3 separate regions of the Mus musculus genome follow, and regions 2 and 3 are each linked to region 1. The links are chromatin loops, found by intact Hi-C in ENCODE. Cell type or tissue: gastrocnemius. All regions are shown on one strand.

Region 1 (4,000 bases):
CCAGCAAACTGTGCTCATTTAATGCTTTCTGATAACTTTAATTAGGAACAGCAAAGAAAGATTTCGATCAGAAGACAGAGGACTGGGCTAGGTGGTGCCTGGGGGCTTCTTTGTTGTTTGTTTGTTTGTTTCTATGAAGATTTCCATGGAGATATAGGGGTCAGTCATCCTGCCCCAGGGTCTGAAATACCATCTGAACTCAGGGATTCTCAAAATCTCCACTAGGGCAGTGGAAGAAATGATAGCTTCCAGATGAGCAATATGGAAGCCAGGAGTCAAGTCTGACTGAAGTATCCTGATCTGTATGTTAGGAAATCAGGGAGAAGCTGTCCGGCTTCCTTCCCACCCAGAGAAAGGATGGATCTTAAGGAGCGCTCTGGCTATTGAGTTTCCTTTGCTTAAGTGAATTCCAAATGCTGCTGAAAATTCCATTCATTATTTAAGCCATCTCAGCTCCCCTGAGAACTTAAGTGCCCAGCAGGAAGGAAGGCATTTTCACATGCTTGTGGGCTGGGGAGGCTCGAGGAGCTGGGCTGGAGGCAGAGGGCAGGTTTGCAGAGTCTGTAGAGTTGGGCCAAGAGTCCATCCAGTGGTGGTGGTGGGATCGACTGGGACAGGGCTGGGAGCCATGACAACCACCCAGGGTGGTACCCTAACTTTCTGATCCTTTAGAATCATCTGATTCACTTGCTAAAAAAATTAGATTGCTAGGCAGATGTGGTTTCAGCGGATCTGTATTGGGGTCCAAAGACCGACACTTTTAGGTTACCCCCCCCCAGGTCATTTAGGTAACTAGGCAGGCATGGCAAATACTGACCAATTAAACTGTCTTTGCTTTAGGGGTGCTGCTGCTTCAGGTTCAACAAACAGTGAATTCCATCACAGGGCCTCAGTGAGCACCGGATCTAACTACAGAACAAACCCACTGAGATCTGAATGGCATGGGTTGAGGTGGCCGAATTGTAGCCACATTGGAACTTATAGGTTCCCGGAGTGTTTGATGCCCCCTTGCCTTTGGCAGCCCAATTTCTCTTTGTAGGAAGAGCAGATGGGGGGAGGGGGCGAGTCCCTGGAAGCACACAGAGCAGGGCTCAAACACTGCCTTATTGTAGGGCCATAGGGAAGCTACTGATCTCAGGGCCATTAATATGAACCTTATTTCAAATGATGCTTCTGCACCTAGTAAGAACACTTATTAGACAGCTTGTTAGCACTGACCAACTGTTTGAGAGGACACTGTCTGAGGAGGAAGGATGTGTTTTAGCTCATAGTTCTAGAAGGTTCAGCCGATGGTTGATGGTTGTGTGGTCCCAAGGACTTTGTTCTGAGCATGGTGATGGCTAGAATGTATGAGGAGGAAGCTGTACACCTCCTGATAGACAGGAAGCAGAGAGAAAGCAAGGGGCTGGTACCAGTATAACCTTTAAAGGCATTTCCCAGTGACCTACTACTTGGGGAGAGGGGGAGGAGCTCCCTAAATAGTGCCACCAGCTGAGGACCAAGCATTTAACAAACACAGGAGCCTGTGGGAGACATTTTATATTCAAATCACTTCAGTGCTCAGTAAATAACTACTCCATTCTAAGTGGTATTAGCCAGTAAGTACTTGGTGAAGGAAACCGATTAAAATGTAAGGCAAGAGCTACATTTTAAGTATGACTGTGAGCGTGATGGGGCAGGCAGCAAGAAGCCTCGGGAAGGGAAACCTGCACACAGGGAAAAGTAGGCAGGGCTGCTGCTGCCAAGCCCAGGGTCTGGGAATTGCATGTCTGATTTCAGGTCGAACATTTAGTGTTGAAATGCACAGGAGCCAGGAAGCTTCCTAGCATTGTTGCCTGTAATAAAGAAAAATCCAGACGTAACCTGCTGTTTCGATTAGAAGTGATGTAACAAGCAGGCTTTGGCCTAGTTTTCTCCAAGCAGGCAGGTCCCCTGGCTCTTCCCACACCCTTTTCTTTGTCAAGTGACGGCTACTGCCACCTAGTGGTAAAGACGGCACTGCACCGGCATGGAGAAAGATGCTCTGGGCCTGGGGAGAGGCTTTATCCAGGCAGACAAACCAAATAAATCCCCCCAAGTCTCTCTCTCTCTCTCTCTCTCTCTCTCTCTCTCTCTCTCTCTCTCTCTCTCTCTCTCTCTTAACCCTCCCCCCTCCTGCCCACACAACACAGTGAGACTGCCTGATTCCTTATCTCTCCTTGGACACGGGATTGGAAGATGATCAATCAAGGATATACAGAGGCGAGTCTCTTTCAGCCCAATGGCACCTCATTTTTCCTTTGGTCTAAGAAATGCTAGTATGAGAGGTTATAGCAGAATACTAAACCTGCAGCCACAAATGCTTACAGAAAACCCCTCCGGTCCAGGCTCCTTGCATTGCAGGTGAGGAAACTGACACTCAAAGATGGGGAACGCCTAGGGTGACGTCAAAGATGGGGAATGCCTAGGATGACGTCACTTGGTGGCTGGCGGCAGACCTTGACTTTAGCCTGTCCCTTCCCAGTCCTCTTTCTCTCATGCACACTCAGCATTAGTAGCTATGTCGGGAGTCTCTTAGCGCTTGGCAAGCGTGAAAACGGGAAATTTCAAACGAGGAAGGAAGCCACACCTGTTCATGCTTTGGCATTTCCGGCGGCTGCCGTTCTCAAACGTTTCAGGGAAACTACGCAGAATTTGAATTTATGGACAGAGTCAAGTAATGGAAACTGCGGAGAATGATATTTACTGTGCCCCTTGGGCAAACTTGCAACACCCGAGAGCGAGGGAGATGCAGCTTGGAAACCAAGGCAATATGTGAGGGACTTCAGATGTGGGGTCCCAGCTCCTACTTTCTTGCGGTCCTCTGGCCAAAGCTTGGGGTGTGGCTCTGGGAATCACGCTGGCCTTTGGATCTTCTAGGTTCTGTGTTTGTAAAACCATCTCTGGGTTCTTAGGAAGAACCAATGAGAGTACTGGAGAATGGGTAAAGTGATTTGCACAACGCACTGTATCCACAAATGGCTTATTTCCTTTTTCATGACTGAGTTTAGTTAATAGTCACCAGATGCTTGTGTCTCTTAAGTGGCGCGTGCCAGGCTGATTGTAATCATCTTAAACCAAAACCCGAGATAGAGCATCCTCAATGGGAGACCACGCTCTGCTCTCCTCTCAGGGTTTCCAGTCCGGCTCACCACTGTGAGCACGTGATCCCTAGAAGCATACATTCAGAAGAAACTGTCAAACAGTTGCCTGAGACAGCTGCATCATTTAGTATTCATTTAATAGAGGCATGGCAGTGCCCTTTGGCCCACAGACTCCATATTTGTGTTGCCAGTGTTTTCCATGATAATCATTAATGGTGGGTAAGGATTCACACCCACAGCTAAAATGCCATGGATTTAATTGTGTCTTATTAATCTTATTAATAATCTTCCTTTGTGAGGTAGCCTCCATGCTCTTACCCACTTTTAAAAAAGCTGTCCTGATATTTTATTATTGATTTGTCGGAGCTCTTTATATATTTGATACAACTTTGTCAGGTATACAGTTTTACAACTCATTCTCCAAATTTGAGGTTTCCTACTTCATTGTCCAGATGATGTCTTCTTAAAAGCACGGATTAAAAAAAAAAAGAACTAAGTCCCGTGATCTACTGTTTTGATTCACATTTAGGGTTCTTTTAATGTTCTCAGATCATCTTTGTTCAGGCTCAGACTGCAGGTATTTATTTCCCCTGGCGTTTTCTTTGGGAAGTTTCATGGTTTTCAGCTTTGTGCTTAGGCCGGTGATCTGCCTGAAGTTATTTTCATGGGTAGAGAAGGGGGACTCAGGATTCCACACGGATGAGAGTCCTTCGAGCATCACTTGTCAAAAACATTTTCTTATCCCCACTGAGCTGGCTTAACACTTTGGGAGTTGATTTTTAAGATAAAATCTTTTTAAAGTAATAGAGGAAAAAAAAGCTTGTGCTAAGTAAATTAAATGGAAACCAAGGCTATACAGGTCACAGCAGCACCAACTA
Region 2 (4,000 bases), 470 kb before region 1:
CACCATGAAAATCAGTGTGGCAGTTCCTCAGGAAGCTGGGAATGGCTCTAGCTCAAGATCACTACTCCTGCTGGGCATGTACCCAGAGGACTCTACATCCTACTCAGATATATTGCTCATCTATGTTTATTGCCGCTCTGCTCCTAATTGCCAGAGGGTACCCTGCATGCTATCAGATAAGAAAAGGGAACCATTGACCCAGCCACAAATGCTGTGTGATTTACAAAGGTGAACTGTTTGAGAGATATGCTGGGGTAACAGTGGCACAAACATCGTGGGGGTGACCCACCACACTGACTGGATTTAAGGCCTACGTCACAAGATGGAGCCCATGCCTGACACCGCATTGGTGGCCCAAACCCAAGACTGGATAGATCACAGGTCTAAAGAAAAACCAATTAATAGTGTTCTGCTAAAGGAACATAACAACGACTCTTAATGAGATTATGCTAGACCCATAGATCTTACTCAGCCATCGGAGAAGCTCCTTCTTGCAGTAGATGGAGACTAACTCAGAGACCTGCAACTGGACAATATGGAGAAACAGAGATTTTGGAATACTCAGACCTAAATGGGATGTCTTTATCAAACTCTCCCTTCAGGGCCTAGAGAGCTATGTAGAAGAGAAGACAGAAAGACTGTTAAGAGCCAAAGGGGATGGATGACTCCAAACACAAAAACAACTCCAAATGACTCCTCCACACACAACAGGACTGATGCACGTATGAATTCACAGAGACTGTGGCAGCATGGACACAGCACTGTAACGGGGTCATGTGACAAAGAATGACTATGACTGAGCAGCCTCAGTGGGAGGGTGATACAGAAAAGTGTCCCTGAGGAAGTGCCACTGCTCGGATCTGCATGAGAAGGAATGCAGGAAGAACATTTTTGGGAGGAGAAGATCTAGTATACTTTATCAGACTGGGAACACTAGCAGCAGTCGAGGGGCGTGCTCCTGAGGGAATGACACAAGATGCCATGTAAGCCTTCAGCACCGGGTGAGCTCTCTTTGTTTTCTGAGTATAGATTTGACCTCTGCCATCTCCTAGGAGAACTCAAGATCCTGGAGAGCTGGGCAAGTACTTTTTATATGGATAAGGATAAATCATTTGAGTCTGACACCTTAGACCACAGTCATTCTGACACCCAAGGATAAATCGTGGAATGTGAAATAGTCTCAGGTAAAAATAAAGGTGGGGCCTAACACCAGCTCACCTTTCTTTGCTTCCTCTTCCTGTGCTTCTGGGTCTGCCTGTTCACCGTTCTCTTGACTGTGACTGCCAGCGGCCACCTGATTATTCTCTGGCCCCGAGGGGCGTCGGCTAGTCCCTTCTTCAGTGCCAGCAGCAGCACTGGCTGTCTCCCCCTCTCCTTTCTCCTCAGTCTCATCATCTTCTGAAGGGGCCAAGAAGTGAAGCTTCAGGCCAGTGAGGTTGGAGAGCAGCAGGAAGAGCGCCTCAGAGCGGAACAGGCCCATGCATTCCTTCAGCACGTCAGGGAGGTTATTTTCTTCTGCTTTCTCATAAAACCTGGAAAGCAGCGATGGCCAGCCCCTCAGCCCCACACGTCAGGTTGCCCGAGCAATCAAAGCGGGCCATTAGCTTTGAGCCCTTCTCCCTAAATGATGGCACAACTTAATGATACTAGTGAGTGTCTGCTAGGACCTGCTACAGCACAGCCTGGGGAACTAAACGTTAAGGCAAGTGTGCTACTGGGGATGAGCAACACGGATGAGAGGGAGATGCTAAATCCAGATGGAGTCGCCTGTGATGGCGACCTCTACCTTTTGTTTGGGGGACCATGGCTTTTCCATTCCACATCTCCTTTCTCCAAGGCTTCACAGACCTCTGCAAATTTCTCAGGCTGGAAAAGAAGCAAATAAAAGAAGTGAGCAAATCCTCCTGCAGTCCCTCACTATTCCAGCAGGAGGAGCAGCTCTGTAGGATATCAGCTGGCTGATTCCAGAGAGGGCCATTTGAATATTTCCTCTTTCCCACAAGATCTCTGTGGCACCTGTACCTAAAAAGAGCCAAGTATTGTCAGTCTATTTATTATTAAAGATTTTTATTTGCATATATACGTGTGATGTATATGAATATGTACACATGAATACATGCACCCATGCATGCGTGGGTATAAGCCAGAGAAGTATTTCTTCCACTGGTCCCTCACTGAACCTGCAGCTTGTGGTTCCTTGATCCTCTCCCCATTAGGTTGGTAGCCAGCGATTCCACCCTCTTGTCTCCAGTCCCATAAGATAAGCAAAAAAACCCACATGCCCATGTGGGTGCTAGGGATCTGAGCTTTAATCCCAGCACTTGGGAGGCAGAGACAGGTGGATTTCTGAGTTCAAGGCCACCTTGGTCTACAGAGTGAGTTCCAGGACAGCCAGCAAAACCCTGTCTCAAAAACAACAAACAAAACAAAACAAAACAAAACAAATTATTATATGCATGTGGGTATTTTGCCTGAATGTTTATGTATCTGTGCATTGCCTATGGGTCCCCTGGAGATGGAGTTACACACAGTGGTTTAGCTACTATTATTTCTGTAACAAGATAATGCCCCTCGAATTCTGTACCATTCAATGTCAGCTGTGAAATTCTGACAGAGTCAGTTTATAGAACCCCTCCTCCTTTTTGACGGAGGAAGAGCCCTTGGGAATGTATGTCCACGTATCCACCGTGGTCATGACGTACTCTCTCAGTATGTGTTATTTCACTCCGCTCTCACAACAGTAAGTAAGGCAAGGTGGCTCTCATCCCATTGTAACCAGGAACACAACAGACACCTAGTGAGACCGGCTGCTCAGGTCAGGGACACCTGAGCCAGGACATGACTTCTGACTTCAGCTCTCTTCCTCCTCAAGTTGCCTCATGATGGTCAAACATTCAGTATTAGATCAACTATCTATTAAAATCCACTAGCAATCTATTTACTAAAAATAACAAGTACCACACTAACCAAATGAAAAGAAAAAAACCCAAACTAGATACCAGGGTCCCTATTAGGGAAGAAATGTGCATGTGCGCGGGTGTACACTGAGCAATACAGTCCTGGAGGAATACAGGCGAGAGGGCGCAGTGGTTACAGTGCTGTTTACAGAGAACCCCCATCTGGAACTGATTCAGGGGCAGGGGATCTGATGCCTTCTTCTGGCATTTAAGCACCCACATGCATGTGTGCATACATTCATGTTTTTATTTAAAAACAAAAGATAAACCTTAAAAGAAAGAGTTCATAGAATTCTGGGGATATCATGCATACACCTGACAGCAATGCCTACTATCATGATTTGTGTATTTCATTTGAAGAGAATACATAAACATCTGAACTAAGAAGGAAAATAAATCTTGATGCAGTCAATTTTACCAAGATGAAATGTCAGACAACACATAGAAACCAGGGTATGGTGGCCTACCTTAAGAAACTCCTTCAGGAGAATTTCAGACCTTTCTTCAAATTCTTCTTGAATTTGCATTTGATAATCCATTTCCAGGTAAGCAGGGTTGATCCACTCATATAAAATTTCATGCTTACAAGAGAAGCAGCAGATAGAGGAGATGCGTTAGTCTCTACAGCTTCTGTCCTTACACCAGTCCACAGCTCTCACTTTTCATGTTTCTCCTATCAAACAAAGAGTACTGGAAAACATTGTCAAAATCTATGTACGAAAAGTGGATGTTCCAAGTCGAGTTCCAGCACTGGCAAAACCCAATTTTAAGATCAGAAAAACATGCTGGGTACATAGTTCATTGGAAGAGTTCTTGGTTAACATATGTAAGGCCCCTGGTTTGATGTCTAATGCTGCAAAATACATGTCAGCTCTCATGGTCCTCCCAAGTAAAGACAGAAAAACAACTGATATGCTACAGTATGTACGCAAGGTAAGAATTCCCATAATTTATGCTTACATCTTGTGGGATGTGAGGGTTTCGAGGGATTGGGGGCTCAAAGTAGGTAGGAGGCCTGGTTAATGAAGGACCATAAAACCAGC
Region 3 (4,000 bases), 70 kb before region 1:
AATTCTCTTGGAAAGGGTTCCATTGAGGAGAGTTTACATAATTCTCTTGGAGAGGGAAGAAAACAGACTTTCAGATGCATTATCAATAAGTAGGGCATTTGAGCCCCGAGATAGAATGTGGACAAGATGTGCAGAGCTTTTGGGTGCAGATGCTCAAGTCAATGCGTAAAGGAGGTGGGGCAGCCATGGTTTTGGCAGTGAGTGTTTCCTCAGGACCAGTGTGGGACTTTTGAAGGGCAGGGCCTACATCCAACTTGAATCTCAAGTCTACCCAAAATGGTCAGATCCCCTACTGGAGGTAAAGAACAGCCAGGAAGCAAACACAGGAAGGCACACACTCTACTCCTCTGCTGAAGGGCAGGGCCATGACCTAGTGTTTCCTAGCACAGGACTGGCCCTTATAGATAGTAACACCTAATTTGTTGAGACAAAGTGTCTTTTAGGGACCCAAAGGCATTCCCCTACATTGCAATCAAGTGGAGATCTGGAGTAAACCAGGGCAGTTTTGTGGGGGCGGGGTTGAGGAGCCTGGGAGTGGTCAGGAGGGACTGTCTGCCACGAAGCCATTGGATAGCTGCCCTGAAAATGGGTCGTGAAGGTGCCCTGGATGGGGAGGAGAAACACAGAGCAGAAATGTCATCAACCTCATAATTTGGCTGTTTCCCTAGCCCATCCCTCTTAAACCTATTTCCTGCAGCCAAACTGCAGGTTTAATATCCCAGCTGTAGATCCCTCTGGACACTCTGGCTCCTTTGGGATCCTACCTACCAGAGGTAAAAAAGACCGAAGGAATCCAGTTTCCTTTCAAGTCATCATCCGACTTCATTTTTGACCTGTTTCCTCATTCTAATTTAGTCAAATAAACCCACATACCTTAAAACGGTGCCCTGGACCACCGAGGTGCCATTACTCATTTAAGCACTGGCTGAAGAAAGGAAAGAAGCGAGCTCTTAGCTCTGCCAAGTTCCTACCCTGCAGCACCTCGGTCTCACTGGACTAGAAGTGGGACAGGACACCCCCCCCCCCCCTGCCTGTCGCTGAATGACGAAGGAGGCTGAGAAACCCACAGCCACAGAGGCTAAAGTATGAACAGAATGCTGAGGCCAGAGTCCATGTTTTCTTTTGGGGAGGGAGGAGTTAGAGGCAACTGGAGCACATGGTTAAAAGCAACAAGCCCCAAGCATCATCAGCCGGTGTCAGAGTTGGGCCTAGAACAGAATACTTCACTGAATCACACTGACTCTCCAAGTGCCTGGTGAAATGGACTCATGGCCCCCTAACTTTAAGCAACAGTCTTATTTTGGAGAAACAGGAAGTGGTCAATTTAGATGCTAAATGGTATAAGTAATTCATGGGGATTACGTTGGACAACGCTTGCTATTATGTTGCGTCTGCATGAGAGAGCCAACAGCGACTCTATTAACAATAATATATGGCGGCATGTGCCTCCCCGCGTCTCCATGCCTGTGTGCGTAAATATTTAAATTGGGGTGAAGGGATCACGGCGTCTGGGGAGAAGGAGGACGGGCAGGAGGGCTCAGCTCAGATCCAGGCTCCTGAGCTCTGAACACACCCAGCAGAACCTCCCCTCCGCGCTAGGTATGGGTCGAGATGAGCTCACCACTGCCCTCTGCTGTACGGAGGTGAATCTGCTCCTTGGCAGCTTCCCCTTGGCCAGGGTGGAGGTGGGTACTGAGTAAAAAGCTGCACACCAGCTGATCTGTGTCTCTTGAGGTCACACCCCGCCCCCTCCCCGACATCTTTGACATTCTTAGCGGCAGGCTAGGTAGGGCAGGAGCACCTGGTGCTCCGGGGCTCAATTGTGAGTAAAGTCAGCCATTGCCCCGCCCCCCCCCCCCCCCCCCCAGGCCCAGTCTGAAGAGGCTGAAAGTTCTGGCAATTCTATCTTTTATCTTTCTGGCTTTACTGGGGGGTCAAAGCTCAGAATATCAGAATGCTTCTTAAAGGTAAAGCTCCCTCTTGCCTTGGGCTAGTTCTCATTTGTAGGCACAGAGATTTGGGAGAAGAAGCCAGAAGACTACTTTCCTGAAAGAGGTCGTGTCCCCCCCAACCCCCCCCCCCCCGCGCGCGCCTTGCAGGATTTGTTGGCTGAATTCCCATGAGTCACCTCACATGATCTTTATAAACCTGTGTGTTACGTAGAATGGTAATTATTCTCATTTAAGAGATGGGGAAGGGAAGGCCTGGCAAGTTTGTTGCCTTTTGATTGATTTGGAGGTGATTCGCTAAGACAGAAAATGTTCCTCCGGTTGGAATGAAATTCATCAGGCGTTAGATGAAAACAAATTAAACTTCAAAGTAGCAACAAACAAGGCATTCAGTAATTAACTGGGTGATACGAGGGCAAAGCTTATTGCAGTTCCTTGAGTCTCATTCCCGATATCTCGGAGGCCCCAGCTTATGGCTGACTCTGAGATCTAAGATATGTCTCTTTTTAATGGGGTCACCAGGGAGCCTCATGGCAGAGACTTACTTAACTAACATTTTTCTTTATATGATAAAAATGTTTATGAATTTTTGGTCTCAAGTTTAAAATAAGCTATCCTAATCTATAAAGTTAGGGCAACAGTTATTGCTGCTTCCATTTTGATGCTGCTGAAGTTGAATTCAGAAGAGCCACCCGACCTTCGGCAATAGGTGTCCGCTTTGGTGTTCCTTCTGTGTCAGGCTTTCTGTTAGCCCAGGGAATACAGTAGTGGCCAAAGCACATCTGGTTTTGGTGCCCAGGAAGCGCATAGCCAAGCAGGGAAGAGAGACACACAGAACACTGCCCATTTGAGTATATAGAGACTGTATCCTGTGTCGAGTGCCACGGACTGGGACCAGGCACTGTGGACTCTAAGGGCGGGGCTTTGTCTAGCCAAGGCTTCAAGAGACACTTGCCTGGAATCCACAGGCTTTGCGGAGTTGGCCTAGCACCAGGTGCAGAGTAGTCAGGGCAGAGAGGTATTGTGAAGGTCCCGAAGAAATGAGTTGTTTGGGACATTCAGTGACCCAAGAAACCCAATATAGCTGGAGTATAGAGAACAAAGAGAGAATGGCCCAAGGTGTGGTTGGTGGGATCTGCATGGCAGAAGTTAATTTTTTAGCCGAAAAAATACAGCTTGTTAAGGCACAGTGGAGATTAAAACAGTCCGTATTTTTTTTTCCTTCGGGAGTTGCTATTTCTTCTCCCACTTTGCTACTCTGTTTTCAAACGCTGGTTGTTCAGGACCATAGCTCCTCCCATCCCAGGCTCTGCTCGGGCTGTGCTCCCCACAGCGCAATGGCTTCCACCTGCAGCCCCAGGTAAAAACGCTACTAACTCCTTCATAGACACACACATTTTAACGGATGAGGTCAATGAGGCAGATGATGCCAGCAAGTGGTGGGGTCTTCACACACTGAAGCATGCCCCTCTGCCCCCCACGCGCCATGTTCAAGCCCAGCACTGTCTGACAGAAAAGCCTACACTGGGACAGTACTCTGACCTCACTGTCTAATAGAATAGCGACTAGTCATACCTAGCTGCTGTAATCTGGAACTGGAGATTTTCAGTTAATTTTAACTTAAACTTACATAGTGCTGTGGTTTGAACGTGATTTGTCCTCCATGGGTTCCTGTGCCTGAACCCTTGGTCCCTAGGTGGTGGTGCAAGTTTGAAAAGGTGAACCCTTTAAGAGGTAGAGCCTCTCTGGTGGCAGTCCATCACTAGGGGTGGGCCTTGAGGCGTTACAGATTAGACCCACTTCCTATACATTCTCTGCCTCATGTTTCTGCCACCTTGTCTCCACTTCCACGATGGATTGTATCCCTTCTCTAAACCCAAATAGCCCCTTCCTCTTTTAATGTGCTTTTGGTCGGGCATTTGGTCAGTGAGGAGAAAAGAAGCCAATACACACAGCCCTCGTAGCTAGTAGGGAAGCACAGTGGGTAGCACAGCCCATGCTATTTCTTTGCATCACGGAATATGGACCCAAGACTGCCAGGTATTTTCAAG

Evidence for each region. A loop is a pair of places that touch in the nucleus more often than their neighbours do. Peaks named below come from ENCODE experiments on the same cell type or tissue, not always from the same donor. Only the 100,000 strongest peaks of a DNase experiment are listed, where the experiment ranks them.
Region 2: it touches region 1 in a loop (5-fold over the local background); 10 of 42 quality-filtered maps call a loop at or near these places.
Region 3: a loop joins it to region 1, with 2.6 times the contacts of the local background. A loop is called at or near these places in 10 of 42 quality-filtered maps.

Annotation. Positions count from the first base shown.
Region 1 is chr8:93,590,010-93,594,009 of GRCm38, reverse strand. The region is part of intron 8 of Gm26843 (a long non-coding RNA gene); the gene reads left to right. Among named protein-coding and RNA genes, the nearest start is that of Ces5a, 56 kb to the right of the region's middle. In gastrocnemius, a CTCF peak has its summit at 1,973 (motif pointing left); a DNase peak (open chromatin) is centred at 1,979; H3K27ac peaks cover 1,883 bases.
Region 2 is chr8:94,055,582-94,059,581 of GRCm38, reverse strand. It overlaps Ogfod1 (2-oxoglutarate and iron-dependent oxygenase domain containing 1), which reads right to left. Exons shown (of 13, transcript NM_177767.4): 7 at 3,918-4,000; 8 at 3,425-3,538; 9 at 1,787-1,866; 10 at 1,219-1,532. Among named protein-coding and RNA genes, the nearest start is that of Ogfod1, 20 kb to the right of the region's middle. In gastrocnemius, a CTCF peak has its summit at 1,926; a DNase peak (open chromatin) is centred at 1,917.
Region 3 is chr8:93,659,554-93,663,553 of GRCm38, reverse strand. All of the region lies in intron 3 of Gm26843 (a long non-coding RNA gene), which reads left to right. Among named protein-coding and RNA genes, the nearest start is that of Gm30606, 58 kb to the left of the region's middle. In gastrocnemius, a CTCF peak has its summit at 1,633 (motif pointing left); a DNase peak (open chromatin) is centred at 1,631; H3K4me3 peaks cover 476 bases; H3K27ac peaks cover 171 bases.